2 separate regions of the Homo sapiens genome follow, and region 1 is linked to region 2. A link is an interaction called in ENCODE POLR2A ChIA-PET data of the cell type or tissue named here. Cell type or tissue: endothelial cell of umbilical vein. All regions are shown on one strand. Each heading gives the region's core, and the rest is flanking DNA. Links, peaks and the distances in the headings are about the cores only.

Region 1 (5,394 bases), core at 109-5,108, 54 kb before region 2:
TAATGAGTGCTAGAAGACTGTTAGACATCTCAAAATATGCATCCAGAGATGATAATGACATGATGATGAAGACGCATGTGAAGAATTCCAAGAAAGTTATTCCAAGTATTGTGAGGATAGTAAGGAGTAATATATCTAAACTATGTCTAAATTAATGTACTTCATACAATATGTGATTTTAAATACACTTGCATATAGAAATGTACAAAAAATAAACCTTAGAGGAAAATATTTAACTTTTTGTCTCTAAGTTGAAGTTAATATACTGAAGTTGGCTAAAAAACATTTCGGGAATCTTCATATTGAGAAAATGGAGGACTCATATTCTGGGCCACCGTCTGTTCTAGCATATATGGTAAAGAGTACTAAAAGATTAGCCCCAATCATAGCAGCAACATTTCAAAAAAGATCAAGTCTCTTTAAAAAGTAATCAGTCTGATATTTTGAACTGGAATATGCATATCTTTTGTCATGGGGATTCCTTTTTTTTAAAAATTCAACATTATCTCATTCTATTGATCTTTGAAGCTATCAAATTATGCTTCCTCGATTACCATTTTTCTCCTATTTCAGCCCACCACCTTTGCACACATTCCCTAACCACACACATATTTTTTCATGCTATAAAAATAAATCACTCTATAACTTTTATGTTGGTATATTTCATGGTAGAGTATTATTCATAACATTCCTGTTTAGTGTATTCTATGTGCCAGTCACTGTTTTAAGAACCTTATGATCATCCTGTTTAATCCTCACAACCACTTTCTCGGATGGACACTACTCTTATCCCATTTGAAACAAGAATAACTGAGGCACAAAGAAGTAAAGCAATTTTCTCTAGGTCACATAGCCTATAAGCAGTACAGCCGGTGTTTGAATTTAGAGTCTGACTTCAAAATCTCAGGCCTTAACCACAATCCTATACCCCTCCACTGGCTAGGCAGTCTTGTTTATGTTTATTTAATAAGAAGACAACTTTTTAATTACAAAAATTGCACATGTTAAATGTTAAAAAGCCATAGTAAAATTGCTAAATTTTTAAAACCTCAAACAATGGTAAAACACAAGTTGAGAATGAAAACCCCTCCTCCACTTACCAATTTTCATAGAGATGACTATTATTAAAAGTTTGTGTTTAGCCAGGGGTGATGGTATACATCTACAGTCCCAGCTACTCAGGAGGCTCAGGAAGATCACTTGAGCTCAGGAGTTTGAAACCAGCCTGGGCAACATAGAGAGATCCTGTCTTAAGTTTAAAAAAGTTTGTTGAATATTATTTCTAATTATGTAGATATAGATATAAAATATATATTAATAACATCACAGTGAACATATTCTGTAACTCATGACTGATTCATTTATATGTCATGCATGTCTTTCCATGAAAGGATGTGTGGTTCTGCCTTAATTTATTGGTTCCATAGTATGGATGTAGCATCATTTCTGTAGTCATTCCACAATTCATGGCCATTTAGATTACATTCATGGGAATATAGGAAACTATATGAAAATGAATATCCTAGACTTTATCATGTCTGTGAATGTCAATTCCATTTTTCTCAAGTTCAGGCTTAATCTTGATATTGCTCTTGATGCCCTCTTTTTCTCTAATACCCACATAAAATCCATCAGCATATTCCACTGATTCTATTTTTAAATATATGCAGACATTGGTCATTTTGGTCATTTCTAATCACCTCTTCTCACTGTCATCCAATCCATTACCCCTCATCTGAACTATTGTCATTACCTTGTAACTTGTTTTTCTACTTGCCAATAGCAGCCAAGAATGATCTTTTTAAAACTCAATCAGATAAAAATCGCTCTACTCAAAGACTCTCCATCTAAGTCACTAACAGTCAAAGTGTATGCCATGGTCTTTAAGACCCTCCCTGAGCCAGCATCCTACTACTTTTCCCAACCTTGACTTCTACCGCATTCCCGTGTATTCACATTACACCAGCCACATTAAAATATCTGCTATTTCTTAAATATCATAAGCACAATTTCTCCTTAAGATCTTTGCATTTGTTGTTCCCACTGCCTACAATCCTTTGAACCATTCTTCCCCCATATTTGCTTGACTGACTTCTTCATTTCTCTTTTAGGTCTCTGTTCAAATGCTATCACATCTTATTTGTTGAATGAGTGTTGAGTGAATGAAATATTTACGCAATTGAATAAATATTTCTGGAGAATAAGTTTCTAAAAGTGAAACTGCTTACTTGTTTTTCTTTTCAAACCCTTCGTTATTCCAGTCCTCCATCTTATATCCTTGCCTATTTTATTTTAGTATTCTCATGCCCCTCTTCAAAATGCTTCTGTGTTCCTGTCTGCTGTTTCTACTGTGGAAGGCTGGCTGGCTCTTTGTCTCTCCTGGGAGCTCTGGAAGAGAAGGAGACACTAGGCAGCTGGTCTGAGTCTCGTGGGCCACTTTGCAAGGCTGTGATTTCAAGAGTGACCTTGGGGTGTGACTGAGTTGTCATTAAACAATTTAATAGATGAAATAATCCCCTCTTCGTACTTCAGCCACACTTATTTCTTTCCAAATATCTGGCACCATGTTGTAAACACTCAACACTGTAAAGAAAAGATGTTTTTTTAAAAAAATCTGTCTTATCATATTGGTTTAAAATAAAGAGGATGTATATTGAAATTAGAACAAATCAGAGAAATCCTGGGGTTTTAGTCATGAAATAAAACTTTTGTCCATATGTATCTTTAAAATATTGTGGCATTTTTGTTCACCCTTACCACATTCCATTTGAGAAAATCATATGATTACTGTTAATGACAAAGCAATTTATGATTTCCTGGATAACTAGGATAAGAATGAGTAATTAGGATAAAAAAAGATGGAATTTTTGAGCTAGGAGAACTCATTTGTTTATTCCCCTAATTTTCTACAAAAAAGGAAACAGATTACTGTAGAGGTTGGGTGACTCGTTCAAGGTCACACAGCTAGTTAATGGTACAGGTCGGTCCTCTGACTCCAAAAATAGTGCTCAGTAGCATCCATGGAACAGTGTCTGTGAACCAAATCTTTTGCTAAGTGAAGTTCTACCTGATAGATAATTCCTGTTCCTTCCAATTGTCCTGATACCCTGCAGTTTAGTTAGATTACGTGATTTGGCCTCATATTTCTTCTGGAGCTAGCTGGATAAGGATCACCCTATTAGGGGGCTTAATTTTGTGCTAATGATCCTTCTTTCTGTCTGAAGTCTTCAGGTTACAGTTTTTTCAAAGAAACTCTGTGCTGCTTGTCCTTTTTTGCTTGCTGCATGACGTGCACATCAGTGCCTCCTGCAGCCTTCCACTTGTTAATTGTCTCTCCTTCCTAATGAAGCCTGTATCAGCTCCAGTGCTAATTGAACTTCGTCCTTCATTCAGACTGTGTTATTAAACAAATAGTCACAGTGTTTGGTCTCACTTTAATAGGAGCATTGATGTTTGCTTAACATCAAAAACTTATTAGTAATCCATTGAAAAGGCAATTAATGGAGGACATGTAGGTAAGGAAATTGAACTAGTCTGCACCACAGGACAAAGAATGGCAAAGACGTTCTGGTTTTCTAAGGTTTAACTGTCTGTATCCTGGTAGTTGCAAATTGATTGTTAGATTCTTGACTCTTACCCAAATCAATGAATTTATCATTTATGTAAAGTAGCACCTATGTGTCTAATATCAAAGCGAAGGACAAGCTGGCTTATCCGTCTCTGAAGTTTTCAATCATTCTCCCTCTCTCTTTATGACATTTTCCCCAAGCTTTTTAGCAGGACTTGTCTTTGTGGTTACAGAAAACATGAACAGGTGAAAAGAAGGTAATGCATCACTTGCAGTCTTCCCACCTATAGCTAACCACTGATAAGCTTTGGTGTGTATTCTTTGTTCTTTGGTGCTGCATTCTAACACACACATAGAGAGGCACAAAATTGGATTAGATAGCATATTGACCTGTTGTTTATTTTTTAATTGGTCATATATTCTAAGCATCTGTCCTGGACAATAAATAGAGACCTATGTCATCATAGTCAATGGCTTTGATATAATCTCTTGGTTAGATAGGCTGTAATTCATTTCATCATGTTGTTAGAGGTTTAGAAACAAGTGTTTCTTACTTAATTGTTTACAGAGCCTTAAGTTAACTTCATTATTTGCATGAGTAATAGTAATACTAGAAAATAGTAATACTAGAAAAAGAAAATTGCTAGACTACTCTGTTATAAAATAATTCTCCTCTGTTTTGTGAGAACATGCAATGTTTGGTACTATCAGGGTACAAGTTTATAGGCTACGTAACAACTTTTCTGAGTATCAAATTTTCCTTACTTGCAATTTCACCAAAAAATTATTGAGAAATAACAGGTTGATCAAGAACTATTTTTAAGATAATGGCTTAAGGTGTGGATTTTTCTCTACCTGTATACTCATGAGGATAAATGATACCTGGGTACAAAGGAGAAACAAACTCAAAATATGAATCTAATGGCATCTGGCAGTGGAGTAAAGCAGAGCAGATCAAATTCTCTTTACAATCCACATTACATAGATATGAAAGGAGAAGAAACAATAACGGGTCACTCCATTTGTTCCACGGACCTGGGATATAATGTGAAACTTCCATCTGTGTTAATGAGTCATGCATGGCTGGCTCCCCAGGCAATATTTAGTAAATGAATAGTGTTATTGCCTGGCAGGGACCCTTTTAGAAAGTGCTGTTGTTGCGCGAACCTAAATATATATATATATATACATATATATATATATGTATATATTCCGGTTTAGCTAGGATTATGATGCATAAAATGTTGGTAATAGGTTTAAAAGATTAACATAGACCAGCTTTCCATGAGATTGTTCTTTATATAAAAAAGTTAAATGCTCTTTCTAATGTCATCATGAAAGTCAGGCTGGAGGATTATCGATTTTTTGGAGGCTTTTACTAGATAGCTTGATAATTGACTCTCTCAAGTTTTAACACTTGGTCCTGGGTTTGCTGTTTACCTTGCTGAAGCAATTTGGTGTAATTAATTTTTATAGCTGTGTTTGCTTTTAGGGTTTATACTTTGGTGGAAAGCTATCTCCAGTCAAAACCTCATAGAATTACTTTTTTCTTTGAATTAAAACATACAATTGTTTAAAATAAGAGTCTCATCTATAAAATTAAATAGAGAGTAAAATGTAAAATCTTTTAACATCTTTGCAACTACATCAGATAGACATGTCTGTGGATAAGGACTGAAAAGAAACAAAACTGGACGCAGTTAATGTGTTAGGTATTAGAATTGATCCATATTTTTAGTAAAGAATAAGTAAAAATAAGGGAAAAAGAGGCATGAGGTGAGTTGTCGTTGTTGTTGTTTGGCTGGTAACGTCAGTTTTGTCAGTTT
Region 2 (5,394 bases), core at 65-5,064:
CTTGCACAGATTCCTTGTTTACTAGGACCAAAGATGTGTTTTCTACAACTCAGACATAAAAGTCAAGTGGCTGTCTATGATTTTTATAACTGACTTCATCTTGTTCTTGGATTCTCATTTAAGCAGGCAACAGAAAGTATTTAAACTTTAAGTTCAAAGTTAATTCAAACTCTTCAGGTATAAAAACAATCTTCTTTGGATAAATATTCAATTCAAAATTTGGCAACTTGCCAGGCTTATTTTTCTCTTCTTGGGCAGCTTTCCTTCCTTCTTCCGTGATGACATCAAGTGGACAGTGACCTTGGTTCAAATGACATACTATTTCCTGGCTGGCTCCAATGAAATGTTAGTTCATCAATTCACTGGGTGTTCTTGGCAAGTGATACTAAGACATGGCATGTTGCACCCGATCTTTTGGGGGATTGTATATTGGTCCCAAGCTGCCAGGGTGTGAGAAAACCCAGGTCCAGCTGAGAGTCCATGCCTATGTATTCCAGCTGACACTAGCCTCAGCTAAGGTGTCTGGTACAAAGCCAGCATTGACTGCCAGACATCTGAATGAGTGAGCCTTCTGATGCTTCCAGACTTCAGCTCTCAAGTCTTCCAGCAGAGGTTCCAGACAGCAGGGAGCAGGGACAAGCCATTCCTGCTGTGCCCTGTTCAGATTTCTGAGCCACAGAATCCATGAACATAACGATTGGTTGTTTTATGCCACTAAATTTTGAAATAATTTGTTATTCAACCTTTTTCCCCTCTTTTCTCTGCCTCCTCTTCTTTCCTTCAAAAAATTATTTTAAAGACTTGGAATATTTGGAGGGCAGTCTTAAAAATAGGACCATTTCTTCAAAACCATACTAATTAGTAATTTAATCATGGGGTCCTTTGAAAATGTATTAGAAAAAAGCATTCACTTTTTTTTAAAAAGGACTTTTGTTAGAGCCAAATTATATAAAAGATATATATATATATATTTTTTTAACTCAGGACAATTCTACCAGCTTCACCTAAGGCCAAAAGCTATTTTCATTAGAGAAAAAAATGTTTTTCATTTCCTCAAATGGTAATATGTGCACCCAAGTAAGTACAAAGTTGAAAGTCAAAAGTTGTGATACAGCTGGCTGCATCACTTGATCTCTATCTGAATGTTAGTGGCATGATTATTGGAGTTCACTGTCCCAGCAGGGTGGGGGGACAACGCGGCAGCATCAAAAGGAAATTACATTTGCTAAAAAATATGGGTGAAAATGTATTCAGCAATTACCATAGGTCATCCATGCTGCACACAGCAAATGGCAGAGAAAAAGGGCTTCATATGGGAGGAGCAGAGAGGAGGGTTAGAACGGTGCTGTTGTGATGTGTGGAATCAAAATGGACCCCCCATCATGCAGGCTTGCGGCAAACAGCAGTATTAGTATAATGGCCTGTAATAAATTACCAGTAGTTTTTAAGATTTCCTTTTTGTTGTTTCAGGTCAGCAAAAATGCCATCATCTTTCCTTGCTTTGTGTTGTCTGCACTCCCCTTTTAGATCCAGATGACTCCCATTCTATTCCAGCTGGCTGCCTTTAGATTTTTGAATTAGCACTCAATATATTTTAATTCAATTTAGAAACTAATGGATGCCTGAACTTATTTAGCCCATCCATTCAAGCATCTTGAAGTGCGATTTTGATTGAGGCAATTTTTCCAATTACAATTTTAATTCTTCATTTTTCTTTATGTCTCTCAAAAATTAAACTCTGCTTTATTGATGACTGGGAAATTCTAGGTAAGCAGTCTAGTAAAGTAAAATATAAATGGCTCTTCCAAATGTTTTTTCCCAGTATGGTGGAAAAGATAAATATTAAATAATGTTGGATTTTTATAGATTATAACAGCCTTGTGTACAACTCACCTTATTTTTAACCAGATTTTATGGGTAGTCTGGGGGTCAAATTGTGCTTTCTCTAACCAGGAAAACGACAACAACACAGGAAATAAAGACCCAACTTGTCATGGTTAACCTATCAGACAGGGGTTTCTCTTATTACCTTGCTCCCAAGGGTTTTAAAAGGGTTCATATAGTTGCATTTAAGGACAAACTCAGTAGCTTTCCAGTTCAATAAGCTAAGTATATATTCCCTATGTCGTTTTGCTTTGCTTTTTGGAAGGGTCTTCCTTCACATTGGGAGAGAGATGCTTGATGCCAAAACAGAAATCAAGATATCATTCTCTCCACAACGAGAAGGAAGGGTTATTTTCCTGTTACCGAGAGCAAAATGTGTGGACAGCCTTTCCATTAACAGCCATGTTTAATCACCTAGAGTGGATAGTGGTAGCTCTTTCTTGGTCATCTCAGCAAACTTTTTCATCTCCCCTTTCTTGATAATGCACTAAGGACCCTGAATACAGGAATGGCCAGAGTTGGGGTAAGGCCTTGGTTCTGTTATCCATCTCTCTAGCAATAGAAATAGAAAAGTCTGGGCTCATGACCTACACAAAGACCAATCGACCCCTTAAGTGATGTCAGCTTATAGACATTGAGAGAATGAGGCTTGCACTTTCTGATAAGAGTATTTGTTTTGGCTAAGGTCCCTATGTTTCCTGTCATTCTGACTAACCGATTTCAATTAGAGGACATGACGCATAAGTGCAAGGAGAAACAGTGTTGCAATGATGAAAGATGGTTGTGGGGAGAGCATTTGTGTCCCAACAGCATGAAGTCACTCATTCTTCTCCTCTAGGTCCTAGATTTTTGCAACCTCCCCATCAAATCTGTAACCTACTCCAGTATTCCACCACATTACCAAGACATTTCTGTTTAGTAAAGTTTAGGCTGAGTTGGATTTCTATGACTTGTAATTAAGTCATGTTATGTTGGACTGCACAGGTAGGGAAATGTGTTTAGGTGAGTATTTCCTTTTTCCGTCGTACGAGATACATGGGGCTGGCCATCCCTATTACCCTTTTTTCAGTACCTTCTCCTCTTTCTATAAATTAATTCATAGAGATATTTATTAACAACCTACTATGTGCTGATTATTGAGGTTGCAAAGAGCAATAAGAAATGAATCCTATTTCCAGGAAGACTCTCTGGGACATGTAGATAACCACATAATAAGTCACATTTCCCAAAATATTTGGAAGAACACAAGTTATTTGGTGAAGAAAGGGATTCCTGGTTACAAAAATTTTATGATTGTATAAAATTGGGAAAAATGCATCAAACCATAATCCCTTAAGTTTCATAGTGCATATTAGCATATTAAAATATGCAGAAATGCTACATCTTTAGCCAAATATTTCACAATTTATAGAAAATGAAAACTGTAGTTCCCTGTATGACCTATTGACATTCCATGAAACTAGTGCTCTTTGGAAAGTATTTAAATAAAGATAGACCACTATGAAAGAATGGAAATGAGAGAATTGGGTCACTTTTGGAGGGGATAGAAATGACTTCACAGAGGAGGTAAGAACTTGAATTGAGCATTAATGAGTGAGTTTATCAGCTCTGGAAAGAGAAAGGTATTCCAGAAAAAGTTACGAGATGTAAAAAGGGAGAGATATAAGAATACAACTAAGGTTTACCTGGGAATATTTCTTATTTTATGGGACTAGAAATGGTAGCAAAAAGAAGAAGAATAAAGAGATTTTTTAAGAAGCCAGGATGGAGAGATATGAAGAGTCAGATAAAGACATTTGGGTTTCCCATTATAGTGAGAACCACTAAATACTGCTTTCTCCTACAAGGTATATATTTTATTTCAATCACAACATAGCACTTAATGTTTTGGAAACAAATATTTTAAAACATTTATCTAAGGTCTCTTTTCCTAACTGAAGTTTGAAAAATTTTGCCGATTGGAAGAATAAACGGGCTAAAATGGAGGGGTTTCATTTAGAAATAATGAGTTTTGTTTTCTTTCACCCCCAAAAGTTTATTCCCTCTGACATTCTCTCTTATTTACGTAGTGCCTGGCTTTAAATTGGAACAAACTCAGTGATAAACAATATCTTTGAGTGTTAACCACAAGGATATTTGCATTTTAGTAAGCTCCATTGTTTATCAAAAATTATTGGAAAGTCTCCCTCCATTCCATTTTACCTGTTTACACTCCTCTAAATCTGATTTGGAACTCCATCTCTTTCCTAACTTCTCTTCCGGAAACTCCAACCTACTCAGTCATTTAATATGCATTTTCTGAGTACTTAATGTCTGCTAGAATCTTTGCGAGGCACTGGAAATCTACTACAATGCAGGAACTGCAGGTATCAGTGAACTTTGAGTCTAGCGGAGAGTCAGAGATGCAAACAGAAATTCCAATGTGGTATCTAGATTAGGGTAAATACAAGATGCTGGAGGAGTATCCAGGTGGAATAGCTGTTAAGTATATGTGTGGGATCTATCTCTCTGTCTGTCTTATGAAGGGTCAGAGAGTCCTTCCCAGAGGAGATGACATCTAAAACTAAATTAAAAAGAATAAACAGTAATAATCCAGACATAAGAAAATGAGTGAGGGTAAGGTCATTCTGGGCAGTGAGAAGACAGCTTGCCAAAGGCCAGAGATGGGAGACCTTGGTATTCAGTCTGGCCTTGAATATGAAGAAGAATGTTGGGAGATAAAGCTGCAGAGACAGGCAGAGAATGAAGAACTCTTGTATCATTTAATGTAATTTTGATTTTTTCTGACATCTGTGGGGTATCCTCAAAGTGGTTTAAGCAGTGAAGGTGATTTAATTAAGTTTGCATTTTAAAAACACTAATCAAAGTTCAGTATGGGAGCAGAAAGACTGGAGTCTGCAAAGGCTGCTGAAATGGTCAAGGCTAGAGATGCTGGTGACCAGAACAAGGGAGGAGCAGTGGTGATGGTAGGAATAAGTTGTGGAGAGAGAGGGAGGAGGGAGAGAAGATGGGATTTGGTGAATGATTGGATATGGATATGAAGGGAAGAGAGGAGAAGAGTTTTGAATTGATTCTCCACCCTTTAACTTCTGTAACTATTGAGTTTATGAAGTGTCAGATGACTAAAAATATTCTATCTCATGTAGTTACTCACCTTCCCTTCTCATATGTCTTCTTTCCGCATCTAAGCATAAGTCTCACAAGGAACAGGGACATGTTTGTGTTATATGCATCACATGGAAAGCATATAGTAAGTGCTAAAAAGAAAAATAGTGAATCCTTTTTGTTTTTTTCTGAAAAAAAAGAGTCACATTTTGCTTTCATCTTTTTTTGTTAGAGAAAAAGCAGTGAGTGCTATTTGCCACACTGGGTTTTGAGAAGTTTAGTTTTTCTTTTCTCTTTCTATCTCTCTTTTTTTTTTTTTGACTTAAATACAAACTAATAGCATCTAACCAGATTCATAAATGTCTCTGTTACTTTATGTGGATGTTTTAAACATAATTTTGGTTG

Evidence for each region. ChIA-PET counts read pairs that join two places held together with the same protein. Peaks named below come from ENCODE experiments on the same cell type or tissue, not always from the same donor. Only the 100,000 strongest peaks of a DNase experiment are listed, where the experiment ranks them.
Region 1: POLR2A ChIA-PET joins it to region 2 with 15 read pairs; 2 of 35 experiments call an interaction of 5 or more read pairs at or near these places.

What each region holds. Positions count from the first base shown.
Region 1 is chr5:163,703,763-163,709,156 of GRCh38, forward strand. No RefSeq gene overlaps it. Among named protein-coding and RNA genes, the nearest start is that of MAT2B, 200 kb to the left of the region's middle. In endothelial cell of umbilical vein, for the core only: no CTCF peak of the experiment used is centred there; DNase peaks (open chromatin) are centred at 2,399, 2,819 and 4,639; H3K27ac peaks cover 4,220 bases.
Region 2 is chr5:163,758,102-163,763,495 of GRCh38, forward strand. No RefSeq gene overlaps it. Among named protein-coding and RNA genes, the nearest start is that of MAT2B, 260 kb to the left of the region's middle. In endothelial cell of umbilical vein, for the core only: no CTCF peak of the experiment used is centred there; DNase peaks (open chromatin) are centred at 410, 1,420 and 2,570; H3K27ac peaks cover 4,010 bases.